2 separate regions of the Homo sapiens genome follow, and region 2 is linked to region 1. Evidence: read pairs that join two places in POLR2A ChIA-PET (ENCODE). Cell type or tissue: K562. All regions are shown on one strand.

Region 1 (4,000 bases):
TAATCCTCTTCAGTGAAATGACTATGTCTTTTGTCCGTTTTCTAGCTGGACTGCTTTCATACTGTTGACTTTTAAGAGTTCTTTATATATTACAGATACTAGTTATTTGTCAGTTGTGTTGTCTGCAAATATTTTCTCCCCTCTCTAGTTTATCTTTTCATCTTTTTAACAGGGTCTATAACAGAGCAAAAATACTTAATTTTGATGAAGTTTAATTTATCAATTTTGCCTTTAAGGAGTATTCTTTTGGTGGCAAGTCAAAGAAACATATGCCTAACCCTACCTCCCCAAAATTTTCTTCTATTTTTCCTAAAATTTTATAGTTTAATATTTTTATATTTCAGTCTGTGATCCATTTTAATTTGTGCATGCACAGGGTATGAGACATAGGTTGAGGTTCCTTTATTGGGGGGTTGGGAATGGGACAGTGTATGGATGTCTAATTGCTCCAGTACCAACTGTTGAAAAAGTTATCTACCTCCGTTGAACTGTTTTCATGCTTTTGACAAAAACTAGGTATATTTATGTGGATCTATTTCAGAGTTCTCTGTTCTGTTCCACGGATCTGTGTCTTTATCTATGCCCATACCACACAGTCTTGATTACTGTAACTACATAATAAGTCTTGAAATTGAGTAGATTGATCTTTCACACCTTATTCTTCTTTTTCATTGCCTTTTCATGTAAATTTTAGAATAATCTTGTCCATATCTAAAAAAAATCTTGTTGGGTTAATTATATTGTATGAATAAATAACAAATGTATAAGAAATAAATGGTACATGTCTTCCTTGATGTTGTAAAAGAGCTAAAACTCAACAAGACCTAAACTAAATAAATATTTGCCCCAAAAGTCCTTGTCCTCCTACTTTTCCTATCTCAGTTTACAGGATCACCATTTATCTAGTATTCAAAGCTAGTTTTTGGAGTCATTTATTAATTTATTTGATAATCATTGACTGCACACTTAGCATGTACCAGGCACAAAGCCAGATGCTAGGGTAATGAATAAGATATGGTTTCTGTTCCTAAGGCAGTGAAGGTGACAGACATCAACAAGTAACAACAATATGGTATGATACACATCACAGGAGAGGTACATACAATGTATTTGATAAACCTGAGAAAAGTAAGCAAGCTGGCTGGCACACAGTCCGTAAGCACTTAATAGAGGGAATATTTTAGCAAAATATTGAAGAATTAGGATAAATTAATTGGGCTGTGAGGTAAAAAGTCAATACAGGCACACACACAAAAAAAGTATGCGCAACAGCATAAAAGCATCATAGTAAAACCTGCTTGGGTAGCTTATGTAAGAGGTAAAGGACCAGAGAGTAGCTACAGAGGCAGACATAGGCCAGATCATGAAGGGGAGGGGTTCATGTGTCACACTAAGAAACTTACATACTCATCTATACACAGGGGAAACCATGAAGAACTTTAGAGAAATCACATGATCAGACATGAATTTTAGTAAGCCAACACTAGCAGCAGTGTGAAAGCCAGATAAGAAGGGTAAGAGACTGAAGGACTACAGATAGAGAAGCTGGAGATGAGACTAGACGTCTGAACAATTCTAAACGTAAGATAGGGCATAACTGAATTAAGAGTGATATGATATATATTGGTTTTCATCCATGGTTCCTGGTTTATAAGTCCCACAGCTCTTATTACATTCTTTTTTAATATTAAATTTAATTTTATATAAGTAGAGACAGGATTTCACTATGTTGGCCAGGCTGGTCTCGAACTCCTGGCCTCAAGTGATCCGCCCACATCGGCCTTCCAAAGTGATGGGATTACAGAGGTAAGCCACTGTGCCTGGCCTTACTACAGTCTTTTGTATAATGTTGGGGCACATTAAACCTCAGAAAACAGAATCTCTTCTCTTGCTGACCTTTTCCTGCCCTCCTTTCCACCAACCCAAGGCAGAACTCTAATCTTCCACAGCCTGTCTGACTGTGGGTCATAAGACCTTCCCTTTAGAAGGGAGCTTGCCCCAGACCCTGGAAGAAGGAATGCTGCAGACAGGCAGAAGAAGTTGGACAGGCAGGCCTTGCTGGGTTTCCCCACTGGGTCTATTAGTGCTGTTAGGTCATACTCTTTTTGTCCAATCACATTTCTACACAGTTGTTGACTGTGCCTATGTAATGAAGCCTCCATAAAAACCCAAAAGGAGTGGATTCAGAGAGCTTCTGGATAGCTGAACATTGGAGGCTCCTGGAAGGTGGCGCACCATGGGAAGGCATGGAAGCTCCATGCTCTTTCCCCTATCTCCCCCTATGCATCTGTTCATCTGTATCCTTTGAACATCCTTTATAATAAACCGGTAAGTGTTTCTCTGAGTTCTGTGAGCTGCTCTAGCACATTAATTGAACCCAAGGACGTAAGGAGTGGGGGGGTCATGGGATCCCTGATTTATAGCCAGTGTTATCAGAAGCACAGGCAAAATCAAAATAACCTGGGGCTTGCGATTAGCACTGGAAGTGGGGGAAGTCTTTTGGGAACTGCCCTCAACCAGTGGTGTCTGACACTACCTCCAGGTACACCGTATTGGAACCGGGGGGCACCCAGTTGGTATCTGCTGCAGAACTAACTGGTTGGTTGCTGTGGGGGGAGAAACCCCCAAGCATCTGGTCACAGAAGTCTTCTGTGTTAATTATTGTTGTGTTGAGTGAGAGAATTAAAAAATACTTTGGCTGTGATTTTACCCTGCTCACTAAGACACATCAATATTGAGAAGCAGAGAGAGTTTGAAGAAATATTTAAGAGGACCTGGTAATTAATAAGATATAGGGAATGGTAAAGAAGAATCTAAGATATCCACTAAGGTTCCAACTTGATTAACTGAAAACAGTTGGCAGAAACAAATTTCAGTCTCCTGCAACTCACAGAACTCAAGACCAGCGTGTTCTTTCCAACTTTAGGATTATATGTCGAGGCTTTAGTTTCTATTCCAGGTCAGACTATAAAGAAGGTTACCTCCATTACACTGACCTGAGCCCCAAAACTGCAAACACTAAGCAATATGCCACCAGAATTTGGGGAGGGGAGCAAAAATAGGAAAACCATGGAAATGGGTGGCGAAAGGATCCACAGCCTGAGATATGCACACTAATTTTTCATGGTTCCCAACAAAGTTTTGTCTCTCCCATAAAGGAGACTGACTGGGTACAGCTGAGGACCACATCTAATTCCCAAAGGTGTGTCAGTCAACTCTCTGTTAAGCTAAAAAGAAAAGTGGATATAAACTGGGTGAAAGAAGAAAAAGATTGTCAATGTCAGCAACTAGAGAGATGGAACAAAAGTCTCAAGAGCAACGATGGCAGAGAGGTGAAAATCTGAGCTAGCCATTTGTATGTAAGGAGCATTTTCATATAAATATTGTAAAAACTGTGCTAAGTACTAGTCACAGATTGAAACGTGAAAAGAGGCCAGGTGCAGTGGCTCACACCTGTAATTCCAGCACTTTGGGAGGCCGAAGTGGGCAGATCACCTGGGTCAGGAGTTCAAGACCAGCCTGGCCAACATGGGGAAACCCCGTCTCTAATAAAAGCACAAAAATTAGCCGGGCATGGTGGCGGGCACCTGTAATCCCAGCTACTCAGGAGGCTGAGGCAGAAGAATAGCTTGAACCCAGGAGGCAGAGACTGAGGATAGCTGAGATCGCGCCACTGCACTCCAGCCTGGGCAACAAGAGCAAGACTGAGCCTCAAACAAAAGAAAAAAAAATGTGAAAAGGAATTTCAACATAACTTATTCATTTACTAACATTTATAGAATAGCTAACAATGTACCAGAAATTATAATAAATATGAACACAGTTTTTATTGTATTAATGCCATTATATTTGTATAGGCCCTACAGCTTTCAGTAGACTTCAGCATAAATTACATTATACATTTTCCTCAAGAGGGATGCTGTAATAGCTTTCTAAAAATTAGTATGTATTCCAGCCCAGTGCAGTGGCTCATGCCTGTAATCCCAACACTTTGGGATGC
Region 2 (4,000 bases), 110 kb before region 1:
ATATAGAGACTTAGGTGAGAGGCCTTTAAAATTGGAGTTTGGTTTTTGGGTTGTGTCCTTCCTCTGCCTTGGAAACTTTTCACTGAATTGCACAAAGAAGTGGAATATTTGTACAGATGTTTCGCTAAGGAAAGACCTAAAAATAATGTCACTAACATGAGCTAAAGGAAGAATGGAAACTGGAAGGGTTATGGTGGTAGTTGTAGTTGGGCCTGTTTTTGTCTTTGAAGACTACCACTTAATAAAAGCTCACTGGTTATGTGATTTGCCTCCATAAAGGACACCACAAACCTAGAAACTGCCCTACTTTTGGGAAGTTTGCAGAGAAGCCTAAATATTCCAGGTAAAAATAGGGGAGTCTCAATTTGGCAGGATGGATGAGAGGAGTTCTGTCCTACCATATCTTCTTGCTGACAAGAACTATTTCTTACTCTTTTTCTTTTAGAACCAGGTTCCTCTGTGCTTTCTACCAGAAGGTACTTTGACCTTAGAGGAAACCAATATTTTGACTTGCCTTCTAGGATGTATTGGGTTCTTCCTTAACAAATCAGGGTGCAGACTTCCAAGTGACTGGCACAATTAAGAAAAGCCAATTATTTCACTGTTCTGTGATTACTTCAACTGTTTAACTTTTAGCTGATTTTCAAGAAAAAAATAGTGTTAAATTTTTACCCTGGAGTCCAAATTTACTGAAATAAAATGTGATTAAATGTTACATTTTGGCAGAAATGTTGAGGGTTTATGTATTTGGGGATTTTTTTTTTTGATGTCTGCTTACCATGATTACATTTTATTCTTTTCTTTAATGTAGGTTGTGACAAAGACCTTTCATGGTGCAGGCTTGGTTGTTCCAGTAGATAAAAATGATGTTGGGTACCGAGAGCTCCCTGAAACAGATGGTAATGTATTTCATAGTAAACATGTGCATATATGTTAATGCACATGAATAAAGGTTTTGCTTATATTGGGAAGTAGGTATGTCTATATACCTTTTCTGACACAGTCGCTAGACCTTAGTAATAAAGAGTAAGCTGAGGTTTTAGAGTCAGTCATTCCTGAATTAAAACCGAGTTCATAGCTGTGTGGCCTTGAACAAATTATTTAACCCTGTGAAATCTTGTCTTTTTCATCTGTAAAATGGAGCTAATCATATGCACTTCATAAAGGAATTTGTGGTGTAAACAAGTATTAAAATACTTAACAAAATGCTTGCCTCAGTGTTCAAAATTCAGTAGTTTCTTTTTTTGTTTGTTTTTTTTTTTTTTTTTTGAGACGGAGTGTTGCTCTGTCGCCCAGGCTGGAGTGCAGTGGCGCAATCTCAGCTCACTGCAACCTCCGCCTCCCAGGTTCAAGCGATTCTCCTGCCTCAGCCTCCCAAGTAGCTGGGATTATAGGCACCCACCACCATGCCCAGCTAATTTTTGTATTTTCAGTAGAGACGGGGTTTCAGAATTTTAACCCATTGCCTGCTTCTTGGGAACTATTTCCGAACCTTTGACATTACAGTCAACTTGCAAAGTAGTAATTATTGAAATTGTGTTTTTATGGTTCTTTGTGAACATTTTTTCATCTGCCTATAAAATGATTTAGCTTTCAGAAGCCCAAGATCCTGAACTACGTCATCTGTAAGTATAAAAACACTTTGAAAATGGACCACTGCGCATAATCTAGTTATTGCTACGTTAAACATCGAGAATTAAAATCGCTTCTCAATTCTTTTCCCCTTGTCTCCATTCCCTTATCGTGAACAGCCCTGCTGGTATTCCTTTATTGATCATCCTCTTCTGGGGGGATAAAACTTAAAGGGAAATCAAACTTAGCATCTTCTCAAAGAACCACATATTCCTGCCCAATGCACGTATTTGGCCGTCTGCTTTTCAGAACAGAACTAACTAGCCTTGGTAGTTACCAGTCTCTGGGGGTTGTGACCTGGACATCTGCATTTAAACCAATTCTCTAAAGCAGTTCTTCTCAAATTTTACTGTGCAGAGTCTCCAGCCAGTAGGTAGAGATGTCTTAGATGGCAGCTACTCATACGGACCTGTTTTTGCTGTACCCCTGCCACTTAGAGGAGTGCCATAGGGAAGACGAATGTGGCTGAGCTGTCCAGTGTGATGGCCACTGAGTGCCTCACAGGTGGCTCCTGCAACAAAATTTGTAACTCGTATTTATTTTTTACTTCTTTTTTTTTTTTTTTTTGTGACAGGGTCTCACTCTGTCACCCAGGACGGAGCGCAGTGGTGCAATTAACCTGTCTCGGCCTCCCGAGTAGCTGGGACTACAGGTGTGCACCACCATGCCTGGCTAATTGGTGGGTTTTGTTTTTGTTTTTGTTTTTGTCCTGTAGAGACGGGGTCTCACTCTGTTGCCGATGCTGGTCTCGAACTCCTGGGCTCACGTGATCAACCCACCTCGGCTTCCCAAAGTTTTGGGATTATAGGCATGAGCCACCGAACCTGGCCTGTAATTTTCTATAATTTTAATTAGTTTAAGTTTGTAAATTAAAACAGGATTAAATGTTTCTTACATTGATTATATGTTGACATAATACTATTTTGGAAATATGGGTTAAATAAAATATCTTAATTTCACCTGTTTTTTGTTGTTGGTTTTTTTTTTTTTTTTTAGCTCCTTCTCCTGCCCCACCTGTTTCTTTTTTCATGTGGATACTGGAAAAAATGTAACCCACACTGTATTTCTCTTAGACAGGCTGATCTGTCCTATATCTCCTCTTTGAAGCCAGAGTCAATTAGTCTCTGATGGGACCATTGTGGGCCCTAGCTACTGGTCAGTCTTCTGCTTCTACACTAAGTCATCTTCTCTTCATGTCTCTGCTCACAGAGAGAGCTTTAAAAAGCATGATTACTATCTCGTTTGGGAAAGGTTGCGCACATTTGTTGTAGAGATGGGCAGTCTCTAAAGCTTTTGGGGTGATGGATGTTAAATTGTAGTGCCCTGGAGTAAAGCCTGTTACCCTGCGGTAGTTGTGGTTCTGGGGTTTTATATCCAAGTCTACTATTCTAGGCATTAGATCCTTCTGTATTTAATTAGTTTTGAAGTGGTAGCAAAACATTAAGACTGAAGGACCTAATCTTCTTGCTCTTGCCAGTGTCATTTGCCAAGAGGTATAACTGACTGGCAGTTTGTTAATGTGACAATGATTAGCAAATCACAACTAAGTTTGTTCTTAACCCTTTGAAGCTTCTCACAATAACGCTTTAACTTAGCAAATAAGATACGTTTTATTGAGCAATTCTTAAATGTCAGTGTCATGATTCACTTTAACAAGTGATGTATTTAATTCTCACCCAACTCTTTATTGTAGGTCTTATTCCCATGTTCACAAAGGAAATAGACTCACGGTGCTTAGCATTAGTCAGTAAGGGCTCTGGTTTTCTTTTTTTCTTTCTTTCTTCTTTTTTTTTTTTTTTGAGATGGAATTTTGCTCTTGTCACCCAGGCCGGAGTGCAATGGTAGGGTGTCAGCTCACTGTAACCTCCGCCTCCCAGGTTCAAGTGATTCTCCTGCCTCAGCCTCCTGAGTAGCTGGGATTACAGGCACCCACCACCATGCCCAGCTAATTTTTGTATTTTTAGTAGAGACAGGGTTTCAACCATGTTGATCAGGCTGGTCTCGAACTCCTGACCTCAAGTTATCTACCTGCCTTGGCTTCCCAAAGCCCCGGCTGAGGGCACTGGTTTTCATACTTGGTTTTCTGACTGTAGAGTGCATACTACTATCCGAAGTAAGAAGAGTTGCCTGCCTAGTTGCCTGATTTTTACCTTGACAGAACTACTGTAGCTTAATTTAAGTATTCTAGTTGATAGTAGTGGCAGGGATATAGTAAGAATTCAGCAGTGAAACTCCTAACTCATTAAATTGAGTATTTTGAGTAGAAACATTTAAGTCATCATTTTTGAATAGTTAACTTAAGGCTTCACTCATGTTCTTTAAGTTTGGGTTTCAGTTAAATGAAATTTCTGTAGAATGTTTTATTGCT

What was found. Peaks named below come from ENCODE experiments on the same cell type or tissue, not always from the same donor. Only the 100,000 strongest peaks of a DNase experiment are listed, where the experiment ranks them.
Region 2: POLR2A ChIA-PET joins it to region 1 with 8 read pairs; 9 of 35 experiments call an interaction of 5 or more read pairs at or near these places.

The regions. Positions count from the first base shown.
Region 1 is chr4:169,624,522-169,628,521 of GRCh38, reverse strand. The region is part of intron 1 of CLCN3 (chloride voltage-gated channel 3); the gene reads right to left. Among named protein-coding and RNA genes, the nearest start is that of CLCN3, 5.9 kb to the right of the region's middle. In K562, no CTCF peak of the experiment used is centred here; DNase peaks (open chromatin) are centred at 1,461 and 2,451; H3K4me3 peaks cover 377 bases.
Region 2 is chr4:169,734,559-169,738,558 of GRCh38, reverse strand. It overlaps HPF1 (histone PARylation factor 1), which reads left to right. Exons shown (of 8, transcript NM_017867.3): 6 at 812-899. Among named protein-coding and RNA genes, the nearest start is that of HPF1, 21 kb to the left of the region's middle. In K562, no CTCF peak of the experiment used is centred here; no DNase peak of the experiment used is centred here.